2 separate regions of the Homo sapiens genome follow, and region 1 is linked to region 2. The links are chromatin loops, found by intact Hi-C in ENCODE. Cell type or tissue: gastrocnemius medialis. All regions are shown on one strand. Each heading gives the region's core, and the rest is flanking DNA. Links, peaks and the distances in the headings are about the cores only. Region 1 overlaps SMAP2 (small ArfGAP2). Region 2 holds the start of RLF (RLF zinc finger).

Region 1 (15,670 bases), core at 4,150-12,149, 230 kb after region 2:
ACTGTTGGTCTTATAAGCAGAGGGAATTTAAAATAGGGAGTAGGTTACAAGGCTGCTAGAAGAGCCAAGAAGCTGAACAGGGGCTGGTGAGGCACCCATTCGATTAGCAATGCCTGGGAACTACTATGCCTGCAAGGAAAATAGTGCACTGGTGTCACCAAGGGCTGGAAGTCCGAGTGGTCTGGTGTGAGCGGAAGCATGGAAAGAGGAGCAGTCTGGTGGCAGCTGGAAGTAGGCCGAGTGAGAGAGCGTATTACCCTGGCTGCTCCCTGCTCCTGCCTCTTATCCTCCTCAGTGCCTCCCATTGATGGAACTTATCCTGAAATCAGTTGGCAAAGGGAGCCTGGGAGATGTAGTTCCCTGTGATCAAGCGGAGCAAGGGAGGGATCCCAGCGCAAACAGGCAAAGACACAAAGGCACTGAATTCTCCAAGATGTAATTTCTTTCCCCTTATAGTATTTGAATTATTTTGGACAAGAGAACGGAAGGGTTTTCCGGCAGATATAACATTGCGTGCTTCTAAAGGATCTTGACTGTTGCTGAAACAATTATTAGTCCCAGGAAGTAATGTAACAACTCAGTCATAGTTTATATACTTAGGGGGTATGACTAGGCAAATTGGCTCCTGTATTGAATATGTATTTGACTGTTGGCTGCTGCCAGGAGCAACTTATCGTTTGGTTACTCAGAAAATAAGTTCCCACCCTGTCAATTCTGGGAAGTCTTAGGTATGGTGTATCCACATTGAGTATATCTACAACTGGACAGCTTGAGTTAGTCACACAGAAGCCATACACAGAAAATGTTGAGGATTGCAGCGTTAAAACATGGTACAGCTCACTCTTTTTTTTTTCTTTCGTTTTTCTGGAGACAGAGTCTTGCTCTGTTGCCCAGGCTGGAGTGCTTTGATGCGATCTCAGCTCACTGCCTCCTCTGGCTCCCGGGTTCAAGTGATTCTCATGCCTCAGCCTTCCAAGTAGCTGGGATTATAGGTGTGTACCTCCATGCCCAGCTAATTATTTGTATTTTTAGTAGACACAGGGTCTCACCACATTGGCCAGGCTGGTCTCAAACTCCTGGCCTCAAGTGAGCTACCTACCCTCCTTGGCCTCCCAAAGTGCTGGGATTGCAGATGTGAGCCACCAAGGCCGGGCCTCAGCTCAGTGTTTTCTTTACAGTTAAGGTAACTGCAGTGTGGCTGTTTTATCTTGTGCTGCATGTTAGTTTAACTAGTCTTATTGATTTGTTTGTTTTACCCCACAACTTCAGATAAGTTTGCACTGGGTGAGGGAGGCAAGATCACTGGGTCTGTTTTCTTCTACCCTGACCTGAAAAAAATATTTTGTCTTGTAAGGAATGTTGCTGCTGCTCCATTTAAGGGCAGAGCTTTCCAAGTTGTGGCTACTTGTTTTCTACGTGATTATAAAAGTGTCTAATGAGTTATATGAGACAAGTTCAGCCCTTTCTAGAAGTGCTTTTTTTGTCAATCAGGTCACCTGCATTTGGGCCCTTGCTATATTAATGGAATTGGTGGAACTAGGCCAGCAGAGTTTTCAGTGCAGTGTGAGTATGTTTGCTTTTAGGCTGTTACTTCCCACAGAGGCCACAGATAAAGGACTCTCGTTGTTTGAGTGAAGTTACCAACTGTAACAATTGCATAGGTTTCCTTGTTTCTTTCTTTTCTCCAAAAAACTCATTTCCTCTTGGCAGGTGTTACTATAATTCACAGGTGTAATGAAAATGTAATTTGGGATTTGAAAAAGCATATCAGACTGCTTCCCAGAGTACCAGTTCTTTTCAGCTGGTCCATTTCAACTTAAGAGGTCCATCTATGCATTTTTGAAGCTTCATATTTAATAAATATAATATTTCACTGCTGTGTTTGACTATTCCGTTTCCCACACTTTCTCCTTCCCTACCCCACTCTTCTGGATCCTGTGTTTCCCCACAGGCTTTGTGAATGCCGGTCCACTGATGGCTGAACTGCAGGTCTCTCCCCAGTGGAAAGCCCCAGAGATGAGCCAGATCTGCCTCAGCTGTGGCCATCCGTCAGCGTAAGGTTGCTCTGGTGGTCGTCTTCAGTTTGTCCAGCTCTTCCCCTTATCCCCCATCCTCCCTCATGTGTGGCTGAAGCTTGCCCTGGAATCCCACCTTTGTAGCATGTCACTCGGTAGTAGTAGAATTTTATTATTGTTGCTTTTTTTCATTTTCAATTAATGTTAAGTGATTCTCTGACAAATTTTGTTGACCATAGCCCTCTTTTCCCCTCAGTTCATAGATTTCCTATAGGAATTCTGGTTTGCTTTTAAATACATATAGAATACAGTTTATTTAAGTTCTGGATTTCATAAGCTTACTTGGAAAATACTTTTTTAAAAAAAACATTTCAGGTCAAAGCTTCCAAAAAGAAATTTCTTAATCTGAAACAATGAGAACTGGGTTCCTCAGGCCTCATGTCATTTCCCCTCACCCACAAATCAAATGTGTAATGCTCTCATTTTATGATGTATTGAAACAGTGAAGCAAATGCGAGAGGGAGAGAGACCTACTCTCAGCTGTAGCTGATAAGTGTGTCCTAGCATGGTGATTTGAGCAAATAGAGCACCTTTTCTTTTCCTTTTCTTCAAATAGCCATGCTGTCTTTTGCAGCAGTTGCTGGTGACGGAATACCATAAATCCCCAGGCCTCTACCACAGAGCTTACATCTTTAGATGTGGGTTTACATGTTAATCCTACAATGTTATTTCACCTCAGTGGTCTGAAGTGCGCACACAGTACATTTTGTTCTTTAACTTCCTCTTTTCTTGTCTAACTGGAAGTCCCCAAATGTGTGGATTTAGAAATGAGTTCTCTAGTGTTTCTAGTTTTGAGTTAAGGAAGTTTTGTCTTGATATTGTTTAGGTGGTTGTTTTTGTTCTGTGCCTTCAAAAATAATTTCTTACAGAATTTTCTGTGTGAACTGGTGACATCATATGCTGTAGTGTAAAGCTTGTAGAGAAGGGGGCATTGGTGTCTTTTTGTTGTTGTTGACACTTTATCACTCCTTATAACTGACACAAACCCTGAGAAGAGAAACAGGAAGGAAACTCCCTGTTCTTACCATGATGCTTTTGTTCAAAATAGCTGAAAACAGCAGAGCTGACGGAAACCAATTTGAGTGTGACAGCTGATTTGAGAAAGAATGAATTAAGAGATTCAGGCTCTTCTGCTATGTTGAAATCATTTTTACTGAAAGATTAGCTGTTTGGAACAGGGATTGACTTTGTCTCTCTGAAAGTAGGCATGAAGAGTTCGGTTAGAGGAACCGTTACAGATGGAGGAGAAACTTGAGGAAAGGTCTTTCCTGTAGTGTGACTACAGTATTAACATTCCCAGATTATATGAAAGAGAAAGGAAGCTTCATTAAATGAAACATTGGAATCAGGAAGACTCCGGCTTGGCTCCCTGAGCATTCTAACTTGTTCTGAGCCTAGTCTCGACAGAAGTAGCCTGACACAAGTGGCTCAGATCAAGGGTCCATATTACGGGCAGAGTAAAAATAGGTCCCAGTTTCATTAGACTTCTCATACATTTAAGGAAAAAAAGATTTGTTGCCATAGGAACAGACCAGTTGTTTTCTGTCTTGTGGGATTTTAGGAGCTGGGGAGATAGGAGGATCCCTGTGCTTATAATCTAAACATCAGTAAATGCTGGTTTTTTTTAAAACAACAACAACTTTATCTTTTATGATTCTGAAACCTATCCACGATAAAAATCATTGGAAAGTATGAAAAATATAATGATGCTGAAGGTATTTTTCATAATTCTTTTTTTTTTTTTTTTTTGGAGACAAGGTCTCTCGCTCCGTCGCCCAAGCTGGAGTACAGTGGCACGATCTCAGCTCACTGCAGCCTCTATCAGGCTTAAGCAGTTCTTCTGTCTCAGCCTTCATAGTAGCTGGGACTACAGGTGCACACCACCACGTCCAGCTAATTTTTGTATTTTTAGTACAGACAGGGTTTTGCCATGTTGCCCAGGCTAGTCTCGAACTCCTGAGCTCACATCATCTGCCTGCCTCGGCCTGCCGGAGTGCCAGGATTACAGGCATCAACCACCATGCCCGGCCTTATTTTTCATAATTCTTATCACCCATTTACTTGAGCTTATACCATAATGATTTTATATCATTCTTTTTTGCTTAACATTTATTATAAGCTTATTTCATGACATTAAAAACGTGTAAATACCTTTATTGTATCCCAGCATTGGAATATGTCATTATTATCTCTTGCCCAATTGTTAATATTTGAATTTTCAATTTTTTAACAATACAAATAAGGAAGTATAAATTTTTGTGTTGTTGTTAGAGTGATGGGTTATTTATGTGTTCAGATTTGAGTAGTCAAGTGGGCCCTCTAATTTAAAAAGTTACCAAGGGGATTCTCTGGGTTGAGCCCACGTAGAGATGGCTTTGCTATGGGCATTATCATTCTGAACTGCTTCATTGCAGTAGATGTCTGCTGAGGCAAGGAATGGGGAATTCGGGAGAACCCTGGTTTCCCCATAAGGGACCTAAGGAACATAAGGGACATAAGGAACAGCTTTATGGGTCATACCACAGCAAGATGGGCCGGCACTTTCACATTGAGAGGTGACAGCGTGCTGGCAGCCCTCACAGCCCTCGCTCGCTCTCGGTGCCTCCTCGGCCTTGGCACCCACTCTGGCCGCACTTGAGGAGCCCTTCAGCCCACTGCTGCACTGTGGGAGCCCCTTCCTGGGCTGGCCGAGGCCGGAGCTGGCTCCCTCGGCTTGCGGGGAGGTGTGGAGGGAGCCAGCTCCGGGAACCGGGGCTGTGTGCCGCACTTGTGGGCCAGCTGGAGTTCCGGGTGGGCATGGGCTTGGCGGGCCCCGCACTTGGAGCAGCCGGCCAGCCCTGCTGGCCCTGGGCAATGAGGGGCTTAGCACCTGGGCCAGCGGCTGCAGAGGGTGTGCTGGGTCCCCCAGCAGTGCCGGCCCACCGGCGCTGCGCTGGATTTCTCACCGGGCCTTAGCTGCCTTCCCACGGGGCAGGGCTCGGGACCTGCAGCCCGCCATGCCTGAGCCTCCCCCCACCTCTGTGGGCTCCTGTGCAGCCTGAGCCTCCCCAACGAGACCGCCCCCTGCTCCACGGCACCCGGTCCCATCAACCACCCAAGGGCTGAGGTGTGTGGGCGCACAGCGCGGGACTGGCGGGCAGCTCCACCTGCAGCCCCAGTGCGAGATCCACTGGATGAAGCCAGCTGGGCTCCTGAGTCTGGTGGGGCCTTGGAGAACCTTTATGTCTAGCTCAGGGATTGTAAATACACCAGTCGGCACTCTGTATCTAGCTCAAGGTTTGTAAACACACCAATCAGCACCCTGTGTCTAGCTCAGGGTTTGTGAATGCACCAATCGACACTCTGTATCTAGCTACTCTGGTGGGGACTTGGAGAACCTTTGTGTGGACACTCTGTATCTAGCTACTCTTGGTGGGGATTTGGAGAACCTTTGTGTCCACACTCTGTATCTAGCTAATCTGGTGGGGATGTGGAGAACCTTTGTGTCTAGCTCAGGGATTGTAAACGCACCAATCAGCACCCTGTCAAAACAGACCGCTCCGCTCTACCAATCAGCAGGATGTGATTGGATGGGGCCAGATAAGAGAATAAAAGCAGGCTGCCCGAGCCAGCAGTGGCAGCCTGTTCGGGTCCTCTTCCACAGTGTGGAAACTTTGTTCTTTTGCTCTTTGCAATAAATCTTACTGCTACTCACTCTTTGGGTCCACACTGCCTTTATGAGCTGCAACACTCACCGCGAAGGTCTGCAGCTTCACTCCTGAAGCCAGCGAGACCACGAACCCACCGGGAGGAACGAACAATTCCAGACGCGCTGCCTTAAGAGCTTTAACACTCACCGCGAGGGTCCACAGCTTCACTCCTGAGCCAGCGAGACCACGAACCCCACCAGAAGGAAGAAACTCCGAACACATCCGAACATCAGAAGGAACAAACTCCGGACACGCCGCCTTTAAGAACTGTAACACTCACTGCGAGGGTCCACGGCTTCATTCTTGAAGTCAGTGAAACCAAGAACCCACCAATTCCGGACACAACATTATATACCTGATGTGCGGAAATACCCTTGCGCCATTGACTAGCATCTTATGTTGTTCATACAGTCCTCATTCACTTAAACTTAGTCCTCTAAGGAGGTGGATTAGAGGTCCTACATTAGTAGAAAGGAGGTAACAGCTACTGCATTATTATTTTTTTTTTGAAGAAGGGCCCTCAGACTGGAGATGAGGACAGGGACTGTGTTTTCATGTCTATCTGCATACTTAATGCACGGTGTCTGGCACATAGTGTCTATGTCCCTATTATGAGCAGCATTATTCTGTTAATGTGTGTTCAGGTCATATGCTTTGTTTTGTTTTTTGATAGTCTTCCTCATACTGTTAGCCCAGATAGCTGAAGATCTGTGACACCAGGAAGCTGAGCAGGTGAATCTCATGGTTGCTTTGTGGTAATTGCTTCTTTGTGCCATTTCATTTCTGTGCTTCTGCCACCTGTGCTGCTTTGGAAGCTGGAGCTAGACATGAAGCGAATCCTCTGCCCTCTCAGTAGGAGGTTTTGGTGTGACACATCATCCTGGGGAAAAATGTAGCATGAAGTGTGAAACAGGAGGCTGAAATAGCAGTCCTTTAGCCCTTTTGTGGGATGGGAGTAAATATTTAGACGTGGTTCTCAGGTGCTGTAGAATTTAATAACCTTGCAGCAGTTTTAGAAACTCCTTGTGCCCACTGGAACAGGTTCGTTTAAAGAATCTTACTTGGGCTCTTTTGAAATTGTGATGCCCCCACCTCCACCCACTCCCCTCCCCCGCCCACCCCCAGACCTGCCCTGAGTTCATCTGCCTAATGTTCCCTTTGCAGGATCTTTGTACTCACATGGCTGGTATCTTTGCCCCACCCCCTTATGCCATATATTTTGACCTCATTGTGTTCTATTCTGAAACGCCTGGGTTTTGAAACATCGTGGTGAATGTTTTCTTTTTCAAAGGGCAAATCTCCATCTTTTGCTCTCCTCCCTTAAGCCAGGGCTGTTTTGATGACTGATATTCTGCACACCACTGGACTAACCAACCATCTGTACTTTGATCCCAGAATTCATTTTGATTCTGCTGTTTGTTTAGAACTGAAAGCTTTCTAGCTTGTTTGGATGTGGTTGTGATTCAGTGAAACTGGCACTGATTTTCCATCTGTTTGCCATTGGTTGGGACTTCTCCAATGTGTTAGGAAAGCTGCTGTGCTGAGTTGCGAAGAGAAATTCACATGTCCATGGTCTTGCACAAGGGCTCATTTGCTCACTTAGAAGGTTTTATGTAGAGCCTCTGCCTGGGTGAAAGACATGAGCTTCCCTGGAAACAATTGAAAAACATCTTCTGCCTGGCCACTCAGTCTTGAGCTCTAGTAGGTTACACTGTTTTTCCCTTCTGGGCTTCTTTTTGAGGAAGGGGAGTGTGGATGGGAAGAAATCTTCACAATCAGTCTCAGATTCCCAGCAGCAGAGAGTGAATTGTATGTTGTAATAATAAAAAAAAGAATACCTAAAGAACAAGATATCAATTTAGTGACCATTATTGAGCATTTACTATGTATAACACACATTTGGGTGTGTAAAGGTGATTCTAATTTCAGTCCAGCTGATCCTTTCTTCTGTGAACTTGGGCAAATGACTTGACCTCTCTAGGCCTTAGTTTCTCCAACTGTGCTTAGACTAGATCATTCCTAAGGTTTGTTACAATTTTAGAATTTTGTACTCTAAACGTGTATCTGTTTGTTACAGAACAAGAGAGGCTTTTCCACAAAATTGACATATTCTTATGTCTCACTTCAAACTAAATGGCTTAAAAATGGTTCCTCTAGAGCAGGATTTCTCAACCTCAGACTATTGACATTTTGGGTGATTCCTTGTTGTGGGCACTGTCCAGGGCATTTTAGAATGTTTAGGAGCCAGCATTCCTGTCCTCTGCCCACTAGATGCCAGTAGCTCTTCCCTACCCCTCTGCCCGTTGTGACAACCAAAAATGTCTCTAGACATCAGCATTGCCCCTTGAGGGGAAATCGTTTCTGTTGGGAGCCATTGGTCTAGAGGAACAAAGATGGGACTATTTGAATATGGGCTGTTTTTAATATCAGTTTTCATGTTATTCCACTATTGCTTATTACCTGTTTAATCAGTAAGCATGCATTAAGTGTATACTATACACAGATGAATGCCGACGCTTGATTATGAGGGACTTTAATGACCATGTCAAGTTTTCAAATGTTGAGTCCACCTGGCCAACTTTGAAATGATTGCCCAGCTGTTAGCGCAGCAGTCCCTACACGCCTACACCCACCAGCCTGCTATTAGCCTTGGTCAGGGTAATGATTGAAATGTATGAAAGCATTCACTCACAAAGGCTATCAGATAGCAACCTAGGAAGGCCCTGGGATTGTGAGTTATGGATCGGGACTGGGTCTTGTGCATCCAGAATCTAGTATTATGATAGTTATCCCTTCAGCTTCCTAGGGGAAAAAAATTCCTCGTCAAAGTGGTGGGGTGAGGAATCTATCCTAGGGATGGAGGATGAAGAGCAATCTCATTGGACAATGACCATATCACCCTTTTTAGTAGCTTCTTCTAAACATAGGCCCTTTCCCTCCCGCAGTGGGCAGGCTCACTTTGCAGCTTTAGTTTTTTGTTTTGTTTTGTTTTGTTTTTGTTTTTAAATATATGAGTAGATACTGGTTGTTGCAAAGAGGAAGTTAAACTGAAGTAACCTAAAAATGTAAAGAACTGAATGTCCCCAGGAGATGAAGACAGTAACTTGAGAACCAAGTTTGCTTATATTACCTGAAGTGAGGTCACTAGGAAATTGGTTTAATTATAGTATCAAGTTTTGAAATATCAGGTCCACCTGGCTGACTTTGAAATGATTTGCCCAGCTATTAGCTCAGCAGTCCCTCCCTGCACACCAACTCCACCCAGCCTATTGTTAGCCATTGAAGTGGTGATTGAAATGCATTAGATTGCCCAAGAAATCTAATCTTTGGACTTGCTACATTTGCTATAAAATATCAGTTTAGGTTTAATAACTTTGAATTTGCTCCCAGTACCCCCAGATTTTCTCATCTGTTTTAAATTCACATTCTGCACTTGGTCGGGTGCAGAATGGTGCTTCTCGCTGATTGGGGTAGAGTGTGTTCTGTGAGCATCTTTGCTGGGATGCTCTGGGATTCCAAAGCCATGATTCAGACACTTAAGCCTGTGTCAGTCCCTATCCTTAGGTCCTGGCAGGCTCCGTGTTCCATTCCAGCTGAGCCTTTGCTGGAGTAATTACCCACATGGAGTCTTCAAGCCAAACAATTGTTTGTACTGAGATAGTCTCACTGTTTGGCTCCTAATGAAATAATCTCTTTCCTGCCCTCAATGAAAGCAGCTATTTTTTGTGTCCTCCCTCCCCTATTCAGAGAAGCCATGTCTCATCCACCACTCTTCCAGCTTATTCATAAATGCTTTAAGCAGGGTCTTTGTGTAAAGGAAATTGGCTGGAGCTGAAATATCATAGGCTAACCAGGAGACAAGGAGCATTAAGGACACCCTTTTCCTTGACTTTCTATTTAGGGTATTTAAATTACCTTTCTGTGATTTTCTGTAATAAGCAATCTAAAACTTAAATCCACATAAGCAAAATAGTCATACTAGGTTTTTAAAAAGTATACTAAATTAGGCCGGGCTCAGTGGCTCATGCCTGTAATCGCAGCACGTTGGGAGGCCGAGGCAGGTGCATCACTAGGTCAGGAGATCGAGACCATCCTGACTAACATGGTGAAACCCCGCTGTCTCTACTAAAGACACAAAAAATTAGCCAGGCGTGGTGGCATGCACCTGTAGTCCCAGGTATTCGGGAAGCTGAGGCAGGGGAATAGCTTGAACCCGGGAGGCGGAGGTTGCAGTGAGCCAAGATCACACCACTGCACTCCAGCCTGGGTGACAGAGCGTGAATCCATCTCAAAAAAAAAAAAAGTATACTAAATTAGTATAATTTTATTGTTGTTGTTACCTAAAGGAGCTCTCAAAAATAAAAGCTGGCCAGGCGTGGTAGCACATGCCTGTAGTCCCAGCTACTCAAGAAGCTGAGGTGGGAGGATTGCTTGAGCATAGGAGATTGAGGCTGCACTGCACTCTAGCTTGGGCAACAAAGCAACAAACCCTATCTTAGAAGAACAAACAAAAAACCCAACAACAGAACAACCACAAATGAGTGAGTGCAGCAGGAGAGGCAGCAGAGCGCCGTGGGAGTTGGAATAGGAAGGAGAAAAGGCTTCATGGGGAAAGTGGGCAGAGCAAGATTTGCACAAAAAGATGTTTTGCAAATAGAGGAAATAGGCCCTGTAAAGCTATTTGTGAGAGACTGTAAGTTGATCAACAAAGTGTAAGTAGTTCTTCTAACTTTTTTTTTTTTTTTTTTTTTTGTGACAGAGTCTTGCTCTGTCGCCCAGGCTGGAGTACAGTGGCTCAATCTTGGCTCACTGCAACCTCCACCTCCCAGGTTCAAGCGATTCCCCTGCCTCAGCCTCCTGAATAGTTAGTATTACAGGCGTGAGCCACAATGCCTGGCTAATTTTTGTATTTTTAGTAGAGATGGGGTTTCAGCATGTTGGCCAGGCTGGTCTTGAACCCCTGACCTCAGGTGATCCACCGGCCTTAGCATCCCAAAGTGCTGGGATTAAGGCGTGAGGCACCGCGCCCGGCCACTTCTAACCTTTTTAAGGAGTATTTGCGTGAACAGAATCAATGAGTTTCTTCAAATTAACTTCTGACAATAATCTAAATGGTCTCCATTTTCTGATTCACCCTTTTTTCCAATTCCAAGTTGCCATTATCCATGTAATTGGCTCTAAAGAGAGCAAGGAAATCTATCTTCTCCAGGAGTTTCAGTCATAGATTTTTAGCTGGCTCTCTTTATCATTTGCAACTGAGTTCATTCATATGCTTGTTTTCAAGAATTTTTTCCTTTAGTTCCAGAACTCTTTGCTTCCATCCTATGGTTTCTTGGGAGGACAGTTCTAAGCTTTCTTAAGATAAGTGTTTCAATCACACCATCTACCATTTCCCTCAGAAGTTGTTCTCCTCTTATGCGGTGTGTTTAGGTGTTTGGGGCGCCAATCACTAGGGATTGGAAGGATTTTGATGAATCTTCAAGTAACCATGTCTTGAAGGTTAGCCATCATCAGTTCACTCCATGAAATGAAAACTTACGGGGATCCACTTTTGCTCTTTTTTGAAGAAGTCTATTGTCCTCAAAGGAAGAGGTGGACCTGTTCAGATTTTTAAGTTTTATCTTATTCAGTGTTTGTAGCATCAAGGGACTGGCCTCTAACGGAAGCAACTGGGGGCTTCATTGGCTTATGCAATCAGTCTCATCTCACTGACTTTACAAGGTTCTTCAATACTGGCAGAAAATCTCTTGGCTAGCTCTTTCTCCCTCCTTAAAATATGTTGGCTCTTTACTATAAAAACAATCATAGCAGCACATACCAGAATCTCCTAGGGAAACCCCCAAAGACTTGGGCCTTGTCTCAGCTCTCAGACACTACCACCAAGAGCACTGCATAGCTTTCCCAGGACCAACTGGAAAGAATTCTTTTTTACGACGATGTAATTGACAATGAAAATTGTATATGTTTACAGTATACAATGTGGTGTTTTGATATATGTGTACATTGATTTTTGTGGCAGTCAGGAGGTCCTCTAGTTGGAACAGAGACTCACCACACCCAAGAGTCCCTCTGTCTGTATCCCATCCCCAAATCAGAAAAAGGCCTGTGCGTCTCTGTGGGTAGTATTCACTCTCTCAGATTCCTCTGTGAGTCAGGAACATGACAAGTGGCATCTATATACACAGTTTTAAGAGGAAGTGATGTCACTCTTGGTGTATAGAAGTGAGAAGAGGAGTAATGAGAATTAAAGACCCAGATCACAGGAGAATTTAAGCCATACTTAGAAGTTTGGAGTTCAGTTGATGGTGGGGGGTCCAGTGACATAGCTTTGAATGGGGTGATGACATTATCAGGACATATGTTGGCAGAATGTCCTTTTCAAAGCCAACAAAGTCCAAACTAGGATCTCATTCTTTCCCTCCTGAAGTCACCTGGGGAATTGAATTGATAATAATGATACAGGATGACTGATTGATAGTTCTTTATTCCCAGAAACATCACCTAAGTATACACTAGTTACCTTCCACTGCTGGGAGAGACAACAAGGAAGAGTCACAGTAAGTCCCTACCTGTTAATAATAAACCAATGGCCAGGCCCAGTGGCTCATGCCTGTAATCCCAGTACTTTGGGAGGCCAAGGTGGGAAGATCACTTGAGCCCAAGAGTTCAAAACCAGCCTGGGCAACATAGCAAGACCTCACCTCTACAAAATAATAATAATAATAATAATAAAACAGGGCAGTAAGATTAATGTGGAGCCAAATTTACCTTTCCAGAGTAGTTTAATGAATTTTTGAGATACAGTTACTATCTTTTAGAAGAGATATGTTTGAGATAATCTGGTTAAGGTATATTGACTTGTCTAAAGTCACACAGGAAATTAGTGCTGTAATTTAGATAATTCGTATCTTTAGCTGTGTAGATAAGAAGGGCCAGTTAAATAACATGAGAAAGATGAAGAATGCCTCCTTCCTTTCTCCTAGTAGACCTCAGTCTGCTTTCCTGTTGATTTCTTTGTGTTACAGGCTTTAATGTTTTTTGAGAAAAGCCATTTTAAGTTAACTGCTGAATTAGTTTTAGACATAGATTGACTAATCATTTCATTAGTGAGTACTTAGCAGTGTTCTACCTCCCTTAACCTCCTTTTTCCGGTTACCTGGTAGGAAGATAATGTTGCTTTGCTTCATCTCCATTGGTAATCACAGCAGTCTGTCTAATTGCTATGTCTGTTCTATCATTGAGCTCCTGGATTAAATTGGTTCAGCGGGCTTGTATTTTGGTTGAGTATATAAGTGGCTGCTTTCTTCTGCTAGAATCTCCAAACCTCCATCTTTATCTTTCATACTTTGATATATTATATAAGTATGGGGGGAGTAAAAAGCAGCACCAGGATATCAAAATGGTAGGAAGAGAGATTAATGGGACTCCGTATAAGGAAGGCCTCTCTAATAGTGGGTGCCGTCTAATAGACAAACCAACTACCTTTTGAAATGGTACGTAACTGACTCAGCATTGGACAAGCCAGGTGATCACCCCTAGAAGGAGGGTGCATTCAGTGAGAGGCTGGACCTAAGAGGATTTCTAAAGTCCTTTCCACCTCTGATTTTCTAATTTTAAATTTCTTGGTGTAGGATTTACCTTTATTCTCTAACCAGTCTCAGACATGTTTTAATTTTCTTTGTCTCAGACATTTTTAAGCTTAACTTATGCTCTTTTTTCAACAGTACAAATGTGGACAGTGTTTCTTTTTGACAAACGGAAACAACATTCTTGCAAGATGGCCCAGATGGAAAGGGACTTGTCTTGCAAGTGTTCTGAAAGCAGAGGTTGATTGCATAAGCCTTTATTTTGGTCTCATGGTTCCTTAAAATGTTTGTACTTACAGAAGTTCAAAGTTACTGTTTATTGTTATTTTGGAATAAGGAACTTGATGAACTCTCTTTTGTGTGGATGAAAACATAGAGGTAAACATACCTCTCAGCAGCCCTACACAATTTTTCCAAGATCCCACTGGTGTTTCTGTGTATTCTTCCTTTTCAGTGAATCAGAGAATGGAGGGATATAATGAGTGGAACTGAGGTAACTGGCACTAGATTTGTTCTTAAAACAAATACTGCTGCTTTTTTTACTTTGACTTCCAAATTTTGGGTCAGAGTTAATGACAAGTTATGTCACGTAGAATTAATCTCTTATAAAATCTGAGTTTGTTGATTTAGGTTTTTCCTTATATGTATGTTGCATTTAACCAGTTTTCAGTGCCTGGTATAGGCTCCATGAACCAAATTTGATTCCGTGTTTTAGGTTCCTCAAGACCTAACATCTTCATAGATTGTTTGTTTCATTTTACGTTTTCAGAACCATTGAACGGTAAGCAGGAAGGGACCTAAAAATTACTGCAAATCATCTACTGTAGTAGTAGGACTGTAGTAGTAGAAAGAACTGTAGGGCTCATTGTTCACCCAATTCACCACATGGGGATCATTTCTCTACCATCCCTGAGAACTGATTACCAAACCTCTGTTTGAACACTGCACTAACTGAGATTTTACAATTTCTGGATATGCTGCATTGGTTTTTACACAACCTTAATTGTTAGAAAATTTTTCTCTAGAGTGTGCTAAAATCAACTTCTACTCCTTGGTGCCAGTTCTGCTTTTGAAGCCTTTCCAAAGTAACCTAATCCGTTTTCTGTGTTACAGCTATCCTTTAAGGCATTTGAAAACTTCTCCCTTCATTTTGCAAAACAGGAAAAATATATACATTTATGTTGCTTATTGACGAATTCATTTAACACACATTTATTGTGTACCATCTTCTGTTTGCTAGCATTGTGTCAAGTGTTTGTGATAAATGATGAAGGAACATGGTCATTGCCTTCCAGAGCTCATAGTCTATTTAGGACAAGAGAGACCTGTAAGCAACTCGAACAAGATATTAAGTATTAGAAGAACAAAGCATACCCTGGGCTATTAGCAATAGAGAAAGTTAGGGTTTATTCCATTGGAGGGCATCACAGATGAACTGGATTTTTAAGTTTGTCAAGCAGGGAATGAGGGAGAAAGCCATTCCAGGTAGAAAGAATGGTGTAGTCAAAGAGATTTGAGTGTGCTGCATATTTCACAATTATGACTTCCTCAGCATGTGTAAAGTACAAGGCTCTCAACAGACTTTATATATTATGTTAAGGAGTTTCAACTTACCCTGCAGCCAGTAAGGAGCCCTGGATGCTTACGTTGTTTTGTTTTTACGATATCTGTACTGGTTTTTCCCATTGCAAAATTAATAGAAAGCTCATTGCAAACAATTCAGAGAGGATATATAGAGAAGAAAATAGATGTTTCATTATCCCATTATCCCGATATAGTAATAATTTACATATAGTCTTCTAGATTTTTTTTCTGTGCATACGCGTACATTTATTTATTTATTTATTTTTTGACAAGGTCTCACTCTGTTCCCTAGGATGAAGTGCCATGGTGCAATCATAGCTCATTGCAGCCTTTGAATCCTTGGGCTCAAGCAGTACTCCCGCTCAGCCTCCCAAGTAGCTAGGACTACAGAGGCATATCACCACACCGAGCTCATTTATTCATATTTTAAAAAAAATGGAATTGTTTCATGTGTACTCTTTTAATACTGGATTTTTAAAATTACTATATCATGGAGATACTTTTATATGAAATAGAGGCTCCAAAATTTTTCCCCGTTAAATGGTGATACCATAATTCCTTAATGTAACCTATTAATGTTTCTAATTTTCATAAAGATGTAATAATGAACATTCTTAACGTATTTCTTTGTGTACTTGACCTGTTTTTTCCCTGATGAATTCTTACAAGTGGGGTCAAAGGATTTACTTAGTTCTTTTGTTTTTTTGAGATAGGGTGTCAATATGTTGCCCAGGCT
Region 2 (15,670 bases), core at 3,875-11,874:
ACAAATCTATGATCAGCAGAATCTCTACAGAATAACAAATGAAACTCCTATCTTGCAGCAGAGCTTTAATTCTTACTTCCTCCAGTTAGAAGTGTATAGCTGGAATAAAGTCTGAATCCTCATCAAAGCCAAGAGGACTACAACCTGAGAGGAGCCTTACCAGGGATCCCCATTAGTTCTTTTGAGGGTGGATGAACAAAAGTTGTTCATGCTGGTACCAAGATTTTGGCTGTTAGTGAAATGACAGGAATCACTGGAATGAAGGTTTGCCTTAGGTCCCTTCATGGTCGCCAAAATGTCAACCTTAATAATGAAATTCAGGCAACAGTATTAAATATTGAGTTTATTCGAGTGTAAATTTGAGGGTGGCCATCTGAGAGGATATAGACTCCAAAAAGATGGGGTCAGTGCTCTGAAATGGAGAGGTTTGAGGGTGCTTAAATAGGTAAAGTCTGGGGAAGCTTACCAGGATTTCAACATTTTGCATACAAGATTAATGCATAGATACAGCAATTTGATTGATTATATGCAGTGTTTCTTTTGGGGGAAGGGTATATTTCACATTTCACATTAAGGATGTAATAGTCAAGGGGTCTTTTTTTCTTGTTTGAGCCAAGTAAAAGAAAATAGGAAGGAAGTTAATCTATAACAAAAGGCCGCCACGCACAGTGGCTCACGCTTGTAATCCCAGGGCTTTGAAAGGCTGAGATGGACAGATCATTTGAGTCCAGGAGTTTGAGACCAGCAACCCCATCTCTATAAAAAATGCAAAAATTAGCTTGGTGTGGTGGCATGTGCCTGTAGTTCCAGCTACTTGAGGGGCTGAGGCAGAAGGATCTCTTGAACCAAGAAGTTGAGGTTGCAGTGAGCTGAGATCACTGCACTCCAGACTGGGTGACAAAGTAAGACCTTGTGTCAAAAAAAACAAAAACAAAAAAACAAAAATGCCAGTAAACAAGAGGTCATGCTTTGTGACTCAGTCTCCAAAGTCAACCTTGCTTAGGGCCTAACAACTTTTAGAAGCTCAAAATAGACTATTTTCTTTCACAATTTTAAATTAAAATTAAGTAAATAATGCTAGAATTGTAAATTTCATTTAAAAAACAATTCAGTCTTATTAAATATTTTTGTACAAATAGTTATTCCCAATGCTAATATTCATTGTCTATTTATGATTATGTAAATGTTCAGTCTTACTCTCTACTCATGTTACATCTAGACAGATACATGTATATATCAGTGTATACGCATATGTGTGTATGGAGACAATTAAAAAAAGGAACATCTGCCACTACCAAGAAACAATACATGGTTATGCAAGAAAATGCATTTATGCTATCTAAGAGGAAGAGTATGACAAGCTAATTTGTGTTTTCTCTTACCCAAGTGCTTCTGTAGCTCGAACACACTCTACGTAGCATTTCAAAAACAGTGTGCCTATTTCTCTTAAGTAGCACAACCCAAAACCTTCAAGACATTAGGATGCAGTTGTCTTTCATTTTTTTAATGGTGGTAAAATATGCATAAGGTAAAGCTTATCATTTTATCCATTTTTAAGTGTATAGTTCAGTGGCATTAAGTACATTCACATTGTTGTGCAAGCATCACCACCCTCCATCACCGTAACTTTTTCATCTTCCCAAACTGAAATTCTACATCCATTAAACAATAACTCTGCTGGCCTCTCTCTCCCCCAGCCCCTGGCAACCACCATTATTCTTTCTTACTCTATGAATTTGACTACTCTATATACCTCATATAAGTGGACTCATACAACATTTGTCTTTTTATGATGCTTGTTTCACTTAGCATAATCAACATTTATCCATGTTGTAGCACGTGTCAGAATTTCCTCCCTCCCCCTGTTTTTTCAGGAATGAATTTCTTTCCTTTTTAAGGTTGAATAACATTCCATTGCATGTCTATACCACATTCATTTATTTATTCATTCATTCATGGACATTTGGGTCATTTTTATCGTTTGGTTATTATGAATAACAGTGTTGTGAACACAAATGTACAAATATTTGTTCATGTCTCTGGTTTCAATTCTTTTGGTGCCTTTCAGCTTTGAGTATATGGAGCAAGAGACGTGATAAAGAGGTTCCCTAAAGCCTGAATAGTAGTGGTAAAGAAAGCAAATATTTATCCGGGTGTGGTGATGCACACCTGCAATCCCAGATACTCAGGAGACTGAGGCAGAAGAATCTCTTGAACCCAGGAGGCAGAAATTCTAGTGAGTTGAGATCACCCCACTGCACTCCAGTCTAGTGACAAAGGGGAAACTCCGTCAAAAAAAAAAAAAAAGAAGAAGAAGAAGAAAGAAGGAAAGAAAGAAAGAAACAAAGAAACAAAGGAAGAAAGAAAAGAATAGAAATGGAAAAAAGCTAGGCTTGTTGTTGCATTTCTGTAGTCTCAGCTACTCAAGAGACTGACGTGAGAGGCTTGCTTGAGTCCAGGAAGGCCAAGGCTGCAGTGAGCTGTGATCATACCACTGCATTTCAGCATGGGTGACAGAGTGAGACCCTGCCTCAAGAAAGCAAATATTTAAGATTGTACTTGTGCTGAGTGCTGGATTTCAAATGATAGGGGTGCCCATGTGTTCTTTAATATAGTTACTGTGTGTGTGTGTGTGTGTGTGCATGTGTGTGTGTGTAAGAAAGAGAGAGAGAGGTTTGTGTAGTCCTCTAAAGTGTGGGACCCAGGGCAGGGCCCTTGTTGCCTGGACTTAGGGTGGTATTGTCATAAGCACATACATGTATTAGAACTGGGTGAGTGTAGCAGTGAGTGTAGATAGAAAAGAAGTTGACAGACTATGCCTGGGACACTTAGAAATCACAAAGAAAAGAGAGAATAAAAGAAAAGAAATCAAGAAAAAAAACACCAGGAGAATGTGCAGACTTGGAATCCAAGTGAAATTAAATGTTGGGGAATTATCGACAATGCCAAATACTGCTAAGAGATTGACTAAACAAGGACTGATAATTCACCTTTGGACACACACAAAAGTAGAACTCACTGGTGGTGTTAAAATGAGCTGTTTCATTGACTGGTGGGGATAAAACCTGACTGAGAAGAGTTCAAGTAAGAATGAGAAGAGGGTAAGTAGAAACAGAAGGTCTGGCCAGCTCTTTAGAGAAGTTTTTCTATAAAAGGAAGCAAAGAAGTGGGATGGAAGCTAGATGAAGATGTGGTGGAGTCACTAGAGATTTATTTTTCTTTTTGCCTAACAGAGGTGGAACAGCTGATGGCCCCACATCTTCAGCTGAAGCTCCACAGTCACACATACAAGTGCCTATCTGGCATCTCCATTTAAATGTCTCATAGGAACTCACAGGAAAATCAAACTTAACCTGTTCCAAATAGAACTCTTGATTCTCCCTCACTCTATCCCCAGTCTGTTCTTTCCTAAGCCTTCCTTTTCTCAATAAACATCATTGCCCACCATTCAAACCAAAAGCCATGTAGCCATTCCAGATTATTTCAATTTCCTCAAAAACAGTGCATCAGCCTGTTAGTTCTACTTCCAAAATACATCTCTAACTTGATCATCTGGAGTACTACAATAGGTTCCCTGCTTTCATTCTCGCCTCTCACCACCTATTCTCACATGGCAGCAAGAGTGTAAACCAGACAAAGTTACACCTCCACTTAAAGCTTTGATTACTCAGTAAAACAATGATTACTCAGTACACTTCAAATCCCCACTGCTTACCTTGAGCTATACTGTCCTACATGACCTGGCTCTTTGCTCCTTCTCCAATCTCATCTTCACTTCTTTCTCTCTCTTGCACCATACTCCAGACATGCTGGCCTAAACCTAATTATTTGTATTACAAAGATATAAAAAAATAGAGAATAATATTTATATATATATACATATATATACTTTTTTTGAGACAGAGTCTTGCTCTGTCGCCCAGGCTGGAGTGCAGTGGCGCAATCTCGGCTCACTGCAACCTCTGCCTCCCTTCACGCCATTCTCCTTCCTCAGCCTCCTGAGTAGCTGGGACTACAGGCGCCCGCCACCACGCCCGACTAATTTTTTGTATTTTTTTAGTAGAGACGGGGTTTCACCGTGTTAGTCAGGATGGTCTCGATCTCCTGACCTCGTGATCTGCCTGCCTCGGCCTCCCAAAGTGCTGGGATTACAGGAGTGAGCTACCGAGCCCAGCCAATAGGGAATAATATTATAGATATTATATAATAATATATAATAATATTATAGATTATAGAGCCAGATCTAATACTTTAATTAATACTTAGCTACATGTACCATTAAAATGTAAACTACATGTCTTTTCTGAATCTCTATTACCTGAAAAAGTGCCTAACACATAATATATGCTCAATGCATCTGGTATAATTGAATATTTGCTTCACATTAAAAAATAAGTAAAACATTACAGATACAGTGAATGCTCCTTATACCTCCTTCCCTTCCTCTTTCCCCAGAAGAACTACCTACCATTCTAAAGGTGATATATGCCATGCCTATAATATCCCTAGTTTTAATATTTTGTTACTTGAGCATTTGTTTTCTATGTTTTCAAAATTTACAGTATAGAATAATACGTTAAATATCCCTTGCGATTTGTTTTTTTATCATGCTTTATGCCTATTATGTTGATATATGCAGTTTTCATATGTTTTTTGGCTGTATATTTCAGTGTGTGAACATACCATAATTTGTTTATCTATTTCTTACTGTTGAACATTTAGGTTGTTTCAAATATTTTGTTATTCCCAATAGTGCTGCAATGAATATGAGCAACATGACAGTTAAGAGGGTGGATTCTAGAGCCAGACTACCCAGGATTGAATTTCAGGCACCATCACTAGTTGTGTCACTTTGGGCACGTTACTTCTTTGTGCTCTAGTTTATTTAATTGTAAAATGATGGCAATAAATTTTCATGATATTGTTAGTAGAATTAAATGAGTTAATACATATAAAGAACTTCGAAAAGTGCCTGGAACATATTAAATCTCAATGAATATTGACCGTTATTATTATTACCCTTATTATTAGGAATTGCTTAATTACAGGACATGTACATCTTCTATTTCATTAAATATTACACATTATTCTCCTAAGTGATATGTCAATTTATGCTTCCAGCAGGGGTATATAAGTTCCATTTTCCTATTTCCTATACTAATTAAAAATTCCTGTCAATCTAATGGATATGAAATTGTTGTTTTACTTGTACTTTGATAGTTACAGCAAAATTATATATTTTTTCTTGGGTTTATTGGCCATTCAGTTTTCTTTTTTGGTGAACTGCCTTTTTACCTACTTTTCTTTCTCTCTCTCTTTTTTTTTTTTTTTTTAGTGTCCCTCAGGCTAGAATGCAGTGATGCCACCTTGGGTCACTGCACCACAGCTTTGATTTCCAGAGCTCAAGCGATCCTCCCACCTCAGCCTCCTAAGTAGCTGGGACTAGAGGCGCATGCCACCACGCCTGGCTAATTTTGTTTTCATTTTTTGTAGACACAAGATCTCATTATGTTGCCCAGGCTGGTCTCGAACTCCTGAACTCAAGCAATCCTCCGGCCTTGGGCTCCCAAGTACTGAGATTACAGGCATGAGCCAAAACGTCCAGCTTTTTAATTTACTTTTCTATTGGGTTGTTTGCCTTTTTCGATTTTGGGAACTATTTGTTTGTTTGTTTGTTTGTTTTTTGAGACGGAGTCTTGCTCTGTCACCCAGGCTGGAATGCAGTGGCGCGATCTCGGCTCACTGCAACCCCTGCCTCTCAGGTTCACGCCATTCTCCTGCCTCAGCCTCCCGAGTAGCTGGGACTACAGGCGCCCGCCACCACGCCCGGCTAATTTTTTGTATTTTTAGTAGAGACAGGGTTTCACCGTGTTAGCCAGGATAGTCCTGATCTCCTGACCTCGTGATCTGCCCGCCTCGGCCTCCCAAAGTGCTGGGATTACAGGCGTGAGCCACCTCGCCCAGCCCGGGAACTGTTTTGGATACTAATCAAAACAATGGTTATGGCTGGGCGCGGTGGCTCACGCCTGTAATCCCAGCACTTTGGAAGGCCAAGGCGGGCGGATCACTTGAGGCCAGGAGTTCGAGATCAGCCTGGCCAACACAGTGAAACCCCGCCTCTACTAAAAATACAAACATTAGCCAGGCATGGTGGCGGACGCTTATAGTGCCAGCTACTTTGGGAGGCTGAAGCACGAGAATCACTTAAACCTGAGAGGCAGAGGTTGCAGTGAGCCTAGATCGTGCCACTGCACTCCAGGCTGGGTGACAGAGTGAGACCCTGTCTCAAAAAACAACAACAATAAACAATGGTTATATATATGGGGAATATCATTTAGTCTGTGGCTTGTCTTTGTGTGCTTTTTCAACTTGTTATACGGAAGTAACACATTTTAATACAGTCAAATCTAAATATTTTCCCTTATGGTTTGTGCTTTTCCGGTCTTATTAAGAAATTCTTAGCCGGGCGCGGTGGCTCACGCCTCTAATCCCAGCACTTTGGGAGGCTGAGGCGGGCGGATCACCTGAGGTCAGGAGTTCGAGACCAGCCTGACCAACATGGAGAAACCCCATCTCTACTAAAAATACAAAATTAGCCAGGTATGGTGGCGCATGCATGTAATCCCAGCTGCTCCGGAAGCTGAGGCAGGAGAATGTTTGAACCAAGGAGGCGGAGGTTGCGGTGAGCTGAGATAGCACTGTTGCACTCCAGCCTGGGCAACAAGGGTGAGACTCCGTCTAAAAAAAAAAAAAAAAATTCTTCCCTATTTTTGACATTATAAAGCTATTTTTATTTTCTGAAAAATGTTTGCAGGTCTTTAATCCATCTCGGCCTTATTTTTGGAAATGGTTTGAGGTAGAAATCTAATCATTTATTTCCCTTTTGGAAAAAATGTCTCATCGCCATTTATTGAAGAGTCTGTCCTTTCGCCCACTGACTTGTAATGCCGTCTGTATCATAAACCAAGTTCCCTTGATGTTACTCTTCATTTCGGCCTCACAATCTTTGCTTATTTTCCTTCTACCAGGGATGCTTTTCGCTATGTTCCTTTCAGGGCTACCTTCCTCTTGTCCCTTCAGATCGCAGTTCAAATGTCATCCCCCTCAAATCTAGATTGCTCTACAGGCATTTCTGGCTCCGTGATCCCATGACCTCAAAGGGGTCTAGGTGGGCATAGCCTCTAGCCAGTTGTTGCTAGGCTGTTGTCAGGACTGGCGATGCGTAGGCCACTGAGAGCACCCGGAGTCCGAGTGACGGAATCAGGCGGGCGCCCGCGTCGCTAAGGAGTGCGTCACAGTGCGCGGGCGGCCGGGGGCAGGGCCAGGGCTGAGTCACGTGGCTTGGTTGCCTACGCGCTGGTGGGCCGTGGGAAGATGGCGGACGGAAAGGGAGACGCCGCCGCTGTCGCCGGGGCTGGGGCTGAGGCTCCGGCGGTAGCGGGAGCCGGAGATGGAGTCGAGACTGAGTCCATGGTTCGGGGTCATCGCCCCGTATCTCCAGCGCCGGGAGCCTCGGGACTGCGGCCGTGTCTGTGGCAGCTGGAGACAGAGCTGAGGGAGCAAGAGGTGTCGGAGGTCTCATCTTTGAACTACTGCCGGAGCTTCTGCCAGGTGAGGGGCTGACTGGCTGGCTGAGGGCGGCGGGGCGGGGAAGTCAGGGAAGGAGGCCCTGGATCCTCTGTAAGCAGCCGGGTCCAAACTGAAAGGCGCCACCTCCGTGACTCGCCGCGCCCCCGGGCCGGGAAGGCCCAGCTCGGAAGCTCGACCGCTGGCCCCCCTGCGCCACTGCCCGACTTTGGCCACCGCTGGGTCGTTTTGCTCTGAGCCTTACTGAGATCCCGGAGGGCCCTGGCGGGTCCCTGGAAGGGCTGTGCCCTGTCGCCGTTGCCTGTGTCCTGGCCGGGTGGTTGGAGCGCCACTGCCCCCTGAGGGATTGATTGCTTGTCCCTGCCGGGAGATCCTTTTTTGAGTGGAGTGCAGATCTCCGAACTGGTAAACCCGGGTTTTTCTGAATAATCCAGAGAGGTGTGTTGGGGCCAGAGACTTATTTTTGGAGTTAACATCTTCTGGGCTCCTAAAAGGTATGACAGTTGGCTTCGAAAGGCGTCTAGAGCTTTCTGATTAGGGATTGCGGAGCCGGTTGGTTGTTTGGTTTTTGCTTTTTTTTTTTTTACGTTTAAGCCGTTCTTTCGTCTTTTCTGTATTTCTTTGAGAGGATTGTGCTACCGAGAATAAGGCTGACTCTTTGAGTAGAAGAGGATGGGAAGAGGGATGTAGAGTGTGGCCTCTTTTGGCAGTCGTATGATCATTTCTGTGCCTTGGTGGGTCCTAACCTATGATTACATATTTATGGGTGTGTTTAGTTTAGTCTCCATGACCACTCCGAGATTTTTCTGTATGTTTTCAAGTCTTTTACAAATACAAATATTGGCCATTATTATTTCTGCTTCCAATGTTTGTTCTGTCAGGTTTCAGAGGCACCCATCAGCTCCTTATCTGTTGTACCTTAGAAAATGCAAAATAATCGTGGCATGTTGGTACTTGGAGTCTAATAAGTAGTCCAGTATGCTGAATAAATTGCGGCGTTCTAAAATAATAATTTTGGGGGGCAATTTGCTCTGTTGGTCCGGAGTAGAATAAAAGTTAGCTTGCTTGATTGCTTTTCTTCCCTCTCTCTGCCGAGGCAGAAGCACCTCATCTCTCTGAATGGAATTTTGTCCTTACTAATCTTTTCCGTGGATTGTACCACTCCAATTTTTGTGTGTACAACCTGCAACATTGCCCTGTACTATTAAATGTTAACGTGTTGTTGTTCTCTGCTTCCTTAGTAGTAGTCATCCCTGTTTAGTAAGCTCATTTATTTTACAGATTTTTACTGACTTCATAGGATAGTGCCAGGGACTTTACCAAGTGCTGGGGAAACATGAGTAAGACAGCACTTAGCCTTGATGAACTTACAGTTGGTGGGAGGTGGTAGGAATGACAGTATTTCCAGTGCGGTTTTGGTAATGATGGAAAAGGAGGTGTTGTAGAGACAATGGTGAGGAGAGAGCCTTCATGGGATATCCTGATGGGAAAGACAATTAACTAGAAAAATAAGTAAAAAGGTTAATTATAAATTGTAGTATGTGCTTAGAAAGAAGTAACTGGGAGAGGCCACTTTAGTTAGTAAGACCCTATGGGCTGCAAGGATGAAAATGAGTCACGTGAAGGTCTGGGGTGGGGAAAGCATCCCAGTGCCAAAGGTAGAGATTGGTAAGGACCCAGAATGCTATGGGAGGAGGGGAAACTAATGGAAGGAGAGGGGTGGTGCAGGAAAACAACTGTGGGTTTTGGGTAAGGCTTCTAAGCTTGAGTTGTCTCCCTGGAAAGATGACAAGAATGAATGTAACCAGTCACATTGAAGCTTGTCAAAGGATCACATATATATGTATTCTGCTTTATGTCTAGTGCTTGCAACTGCAGTTTTGTTTAAGGTAATGTTTTAATGTCTTGAGTCTTGGTGACACCAGAGATGTGATGGCCCAGAAGAATTTTTAAAAGAAAGCATGTGTAATTTGTCTTTTCTATGAAGTTTTTTTTAACCTAAAATTTTCCCAAAAAATGTTTTTTAGACTAATAAATGAAACAAGAACAAGTATTCCTGTAACACTGTATTGTAATAGAAAGCACATGGGATTGGGAGTTAAGTTGGGTCTTGACTGTGACTTTACCACTGCTTAGCTAATAACCTTGGGTAACCATGTCTGCAAAACTATCTTATTTTCTGACCTTTATCTCCTTATAATGCTTTATACAATCAGAATAGAAAATTTGTGTACAAGTCTTCACAAAATTTATCATATTTTTGACACATTTTCCCCTGTAGTCCAGATAAGATCAACTGTGTCCTTGATGACCAGATAGAGAAAAAGTAAAAATTGTATGAAGAAGCAGGAAAATTTTCACCATCAGTAAATTTTGTTGAATAGCTCTTGGTTTCACATTTGAAAAGAAGAATAAGATATATTCATTTACTTAAGGAACACTGATTGTGTGACAGTTCTGAAGGTGGGAGCCTAGTTAAGACAGTTTTCTCGGACTCTAGGAGAGGAGCACATAATATATAAAGATAGATTGTAGGCATTTTTACATTATAAAGGTCTGACCCCTGCTTATGGGATGCTTAATACTACAAATGTATTTTCATCAGTTATTTAGTTAGAAATGTCCTAGAGACTTAGATTGTACCAAGTAATCCCTTTTGCAACATCCTGGGACCATATTCTCTCCAACTCTTGCAGCACTTAAAAGAAATGGCTCTATCTTTGGGATTGCACCAAATCAAGAAATAAACTAACATATGAGTGAATAGAGAAGCTTGTCTCATTCTGGGCATATTTTCAATTTTCATAAGTTTGTGAAGATGATAAAATGAAACACTGAAAGTAATACTTACTAAGAAAATGATACTTAGGTCAAACTGTATTCAGTGAAAATTGGTATTAAGTGACTATGGGATGTGGTTTGTTTTCCTCTTTCCTTCAGTTCCTTTTCTGAAACCACTGCCAGACAGTGTGGATAAGATTAACTTTAGAAAACAGTCTTTCTTTGTTTTCTTGAAAAATTGATGATGTCTTCTCAAGTTTTTCCTGTATTTTGGGGACCAGGATTCCTTAAGTTTTACAATTGGTGTCTCTATTTGTAACACAAATTTTGAAGACTTTTTTTTTAGTAAACTTCATTATCAAAATTGAAATTATTGAGTGATTATGTGATTACACTTTGAGAATACTGGGCAAAGTAATTTTATGAGTAAACCACGTTTATATGAGACACTTTTAGGTTCAAGACTAACAGTGACTTCGTAGATTTTTGATGGCTAAAATAAGTAAGTACTCCATTAAAATTTCCATTTTTCCTAGATTAGTGATGGGGAGTACAAGGGCTCTGAGTCAGATAGCCTATGTACTGGCTTCACTATTGAAATAGTTGTGTGACCTTGGGCATGTTATTTTCCTTAAACGTTAATTCTTTTGCAAATGGATAATAGTACTTAAGTTTTGTAAGCAAATTCATTGTTGTAAGGACTTAATAAGAAAATATCTATTTTTAAAAATGCCTTCAGAATTGTCTGTGTTATCCAGATTTCTTAGCTTTGTAATAAAAAGTTTTCACAACCTTGGTCTCAGCATGCTTTTCAGCCCTCCCCTTGTCAGTCCCATCACCTGAATCCAACTTGTTTACTCCTATTCAGGAGTTCTTTACTTGGAGTCAGTCCATGGACCAACATGTGATTGCAGTTATTCCTGTGATTAAAATTTTGTCTGTAAGTTTCCAAGCACATAATTTTGGGAAAGATGATTTTAATTTTCATTTGACTTCTCAAGATCCAATAAACGTATTAACTACGTTAACGAGATCTCAGGCCGTGTCTTTCCCTTTCATTGTGTGGTTCTCTCATTTTCTGCATGGGAGATTTTTCTTCTTTAGGGCCCAGTATAAATGTCATCCCTTCTGTGAAGCTTTTCCTGATTTACCAGATAGGTTTCCTCTTATTTGTTTGGGATTTTTTTGGGGGGACACTGTACATACCTGTAGTTTTAACTCTTAATTTTATTGCTGTCACTGTCTTCATTCAGGCTTTCTCCTGTTGCAGCAACCTCTTCACTAATCTCTTGTTTTCTGACTGACATCTGCAGTTCATCTTTGTGTTCTTTCTAAATTATAAATATAATCTTGTTCGTCACTTTATTCCCTAAAATACCTCAATTCCTCCCCCCCCTCCGCCAAAGGAAAGATAAAGTTCAAACTTATTAGCTTGGTATACAAAGCCTTTTAGAATCCAGACCACCAACTCCCATTTTCCCAGCCTCATTAAAAAAGTTGGTTTGATCCCACCTTCACCACTGTGTCCATTTCTCACTCTGCCTAAATAACCCGGGGTCTTCCTTTCCCCATCTACCTATTTATCCTTTAAGACCTGGCTCTAATATTATGGTCTTTCAGCTTTTTCTGATTTCAGCAGGCAGAATTAGGTGGTTCTTTCTCCAATGCATTCTATTAGCTTCCAGTACATAAACGTGGTGCCTACATAATTTGTTTCCATGTTTGTCTTTTGTATTGACTTGTAAATCAACAAGAGCAGGGGTCTTGTTTATTCTTTTTTGTATACTTAGTACCTAGCAATTAGTATGATGCCTGGCACACAAAACTAATTTGTTAAATCAATTGTAGGGACTTCATGATACACACATGAGATAGACACTTAAAACAGTACTTTAGGGGGAACCTCTAATGTAAAATCTAGTATGTAAAAAGCAAATTAACCATAAGAAATTACTATAAAGGGAGAGGTTGTGGAGAAATAGGAACACTTTTACACTGTTGGTGGGACCGTAAACTAGTTCAACCATTGTGGAAGACAGTGTGGCGATTCCTCAAGGATCTAGAACTAGAAATATAGAAATACCATTTGACCCAGCCATCCCATTACTGGGTATATACCCAAAGGATTATAAATCATGCTGCTTTAAGGACACAGGCACACGTATGTTTATTGCAGCACTATTCACAATAGCAAAGACTTGGAACCAACCCAGATGTCCATCAATGATAGACTGGATTAAGAAAATGTGGCACATGTACACCATGGAATACCGTGCAGCCATAAAAAAGGATGAGTTCATGTCCTTTGTAGGGACATGGATGAAGCTGGAAACCATCATTCTGAGCAAACTATTGCAAGGACAGAAAACCAAACACCGCACGTTCTCACTCATAGGTGGGAATTGAACAGTGAGAACACTTGGACGCAGGGTGGGGAACATCACACACCGGGGCCTGTTGTGGGGTGGGGGGAGGGGGGCGGGATAGCATTAGGAGATATACCTAATGTAAATGACGAGTTAATGGGTACAGCACACCAACATGGCACATGTGTGCATGTGTAACAAACCTGCATGTTGTGCACATGTACCCTAGAACTTAAAGTATAATTTTAAAAAAAAAGAAATTACTATAAAGGAACAGGATAGGAGCTTTTGGCCATTTCTTGGAGACATTATTTATCAATCTAAGCCTACATTCATATAATAATGTATACATTTACACGTGTGCAGTGAGGAATAGCATTGATGGAGAGAGAAAATGAGAGGCCTAGTATTGAGGAAGAGTAGTCACCTAATAGGACAATAGTTTGGAGATGCCAAGATGGGTATAATCAGTCCCCTTACCTTGAGGTTGATGGCCATGAAGGCTCTTGAGCCTTACCTCTTTCATATATTTCAAGAAGTTTTTAATGCATTAGCTTCTCTTCTTGCGCTGCCTTCTTTTTAGCGATATCTAAATAGAAACTACATGACAAGTAGTTATCATAGCAAAAGCTAGCTTTGTAATGCACATGACAAAAACATAGTATAAATGTGACCCGTGAAGCAGTGAAAACTTTGGGTGCTGTCATTTACTGTGGTACCATCTTGTCTCTTACTGTGTACTGTGACCTCTAGTGGTTTCTGTTTCTTCCATGGATCATACTCTTCTGAATAGTGTTGACAAAAACTTACTGCAAGACTGCAAAGACTAAAACGTGTTTTATTTTCATTCAGATCTAGATACTTGTCACCTTTCCCAGTGACCTTCCTTGACTGTCTTATCTAAAATAGCACTTCCCTATTGCCTTTCACCTCTTTAAGTACTGCTTTATTTTTCTTCAAATCACTACTAATCTTGTATGTCCGTCTCCCCAACTGGGATGTAAGTGCCATGAAGGTGTTGGCTTTTATTTACCTAGTGCCTAGTCTCTAAAACTTAATGGGTACTCACTAAATGCTTGTTGATCTTGATCTCCTCCCTTTCCTGTATCTCCCACTTGAATTTTTGAGAGTAATAAGCAAGTCTTAACTGTCTTTATCAAGAAATAGGGACATTTGGCCAGCTGTGATGGCTCATGCCTGTAATCCCAGCCAGCACTTTGGGAGACCAAGACGAGAGGATCCCCTGAGCCCAGGAGTTCAAGACCAGCCTGGGCAACTCTACAAAAAAAAAAAAATTAAAAATTAGCCAGGTGTGGTAATATTAGCACACCTGTGATCCCAGCTACTCAGGAGGCTGAGGCAGGAGGATCACTTGCGCTCAGGAGGTTGAGGCTGCAGTAAGCCATATTCGTGCCACTGTACTCCAGCTTGGGCAACAGAGTGAGACCTTGTCTCAATAAATAAATAAATAGAAAGATACTTTTTGTTTGTTTGTTTGTTTGTTTTTGAGACAGAGTCTTTCTCTGTTGCCCAGGCTGGAGTGCAATGGTAAGATAGCCCACTGCAACTTCCGCCTCCTGGGTTCAAGCGATTCTCGTGCCTCAGCCTCTAGAGTGGCTGGGACTACAGGTGTGTGCCACCACGCCCAGCTAATTTTTATATTTTTAGTAGAGATGGGGTTTCGCCATGTTGGCCAGGCTGGTCTCGAACTTCTGGCCTCAAGTGATCTGCCCACAGCTTCCCAAAGTGCTGGGATTACAGGCGTGAGCCATTGCACCCGGCCAAGAAAGAAAGAGACATTTTTTTGTCAACCAGTTTATCCTGCTTCCCAGCAGGGATCACACCTTATTGTTCTTTGTATCTTGATCACCTAAGAGTAGAACCTCATTTTTATTACATAGTAAAATGTTTCATATAAAATGCATTAAATTTTATATAAATAATATGTTTTGGCCGTGCACGGTGGCTCTCCCCTGTAATACCAGCACTTTGGAGGCCAAGGCGGGTGGATCACCTGAGGTCAGGAGTTCGAGACCAGCCTGGCCAACATGGTGAAACCCCATCTCTACTAAAAATACAAAAAATTAGCCAGGTGTTATGGCAGGCACCTGTAACCCTAGCTACTCAGGAGGCTGAGGCAGGAGAATCACTTGAACCTGGGAGGCAGAGGTTGCAGTGGGCAGAAATCATGCCGTTGCACTCCATCCTGGGCAACAAGAGCAAAACTCCGTCTCAAAAAAAATAATAATATGTTTTAACATAAATAAACATTTATATAATAAAACTCATTGCTGTCACAAGGCCAACATACAATCCATTATATGAAAAATTTGAGGGACTGAATAATTTATTGAGGATCTTTTTGTGTGCCAAGCCCTCAGGTGGGTAGTGTGATTTTTCATTTTACAGACAGAAAACTGAGGTCCAGAGACGTTAAGTAACTTTCCCAGGATCACACAGCTGGCAAGTGGTGGTGAGTTCTTTAGACTGTAGAGCCTATGTTCTTTTTTCTTATATCAGAATTTCCTAAACTGTGTTTCACTCCGTATGATATATTTATTAATAAGTGCTTCTCGGCCGGGCGCGGTGGCTCACGCCTGTAGTCCCAGCACTTTGGGAGGCCGAGGCGGGTGGATCATGAGGTCAGGAGATCGAGACCATCCTGGCTAACAGGGTGAAACCCCGTCTCTACTAAAAATACAAAAAATTAGCCGGGCGCGGTGGCGGGCGCCTGTGGTCCCAGCTACTCGGGAGGCTGAGGCAGGAGAATGGCGTGAACCCGGGAGGCGGAGCTTGCAGTGAGCCGAGATTGCGCCACTGCAGTCCGCAGTCCAGCCTGGGCGACAGAGCGAGACTCCGTCTCAAAAAAAAAAAAAAAAAAAAAAATAAGTGCTTCTTGAAATAAGGGTTCTATGTTCATATAAGTTGGGATAAGC

The links. Hi-C counts contacts between places; a loop is a spot of excess contacts. Peaks named below come from ENCODE experiments on the same cell type or tissue, not always from the same donor. Only the 100,000 strongest peaks of a DNase experiment are listed, where the experiment ranks them.
Region 1: it touches region 2 in a loop (2.2-fold over the local background); 27 of 110 quality-filtered maps call a loop at or near these places.

Annotation. Positions count from the first base shown.
Region 1 is chr1:40,383,048-40,398,717 of GRCh38, forward strand. The region is part of intron 1 of SMAP2 (small ArfGAP2); the gene reads left to right. Among named protein-coding and RNA genes, the nearest start is that of SMAP2, 17 kb to the left of the region's middle. RefSeq lists an enhancer at 2,698-2,967. In gastrocnemius medialis, for the core only: no CTCF peak of the experiment used is centred there; DNase peaks (open chromatin) are centred at 6,964, 7,324, 9,004 and 9,314; H3K27ac peaks cover 4,861 bases.
Region 2 is chr1:40,154,026-40,169,695 of GRCh38, forward strand. RLF (RLF zinc finger) reads left to right here and starts at 7,362. Exons shown (of 8, transcript NM_012421.4): 1 at 7,362-7,611. The coding sequence starts at 7,375. LOC105378671 (a long non-coding RNA gene) reads right to left here and starts at 7,253. Exons shown (of 3, transcript XR_947232.3): 1 at 6,940-7,253; 2 at 3,716-3,820. RefSeq lists a silencer at 5,824-6,025 and enhancers at 7,034-7,650, 7,138-7,647, 7,651-8,266. In gastrocnemius medialis, for the core only: a CTCF peak has its summit at 7,885; DNase peaks (open chromatin) are centred at 7,296 and 7,736; H3K4me3 peaks cover 2,655 bases; H3K27ac peaks cover 3,054 bases.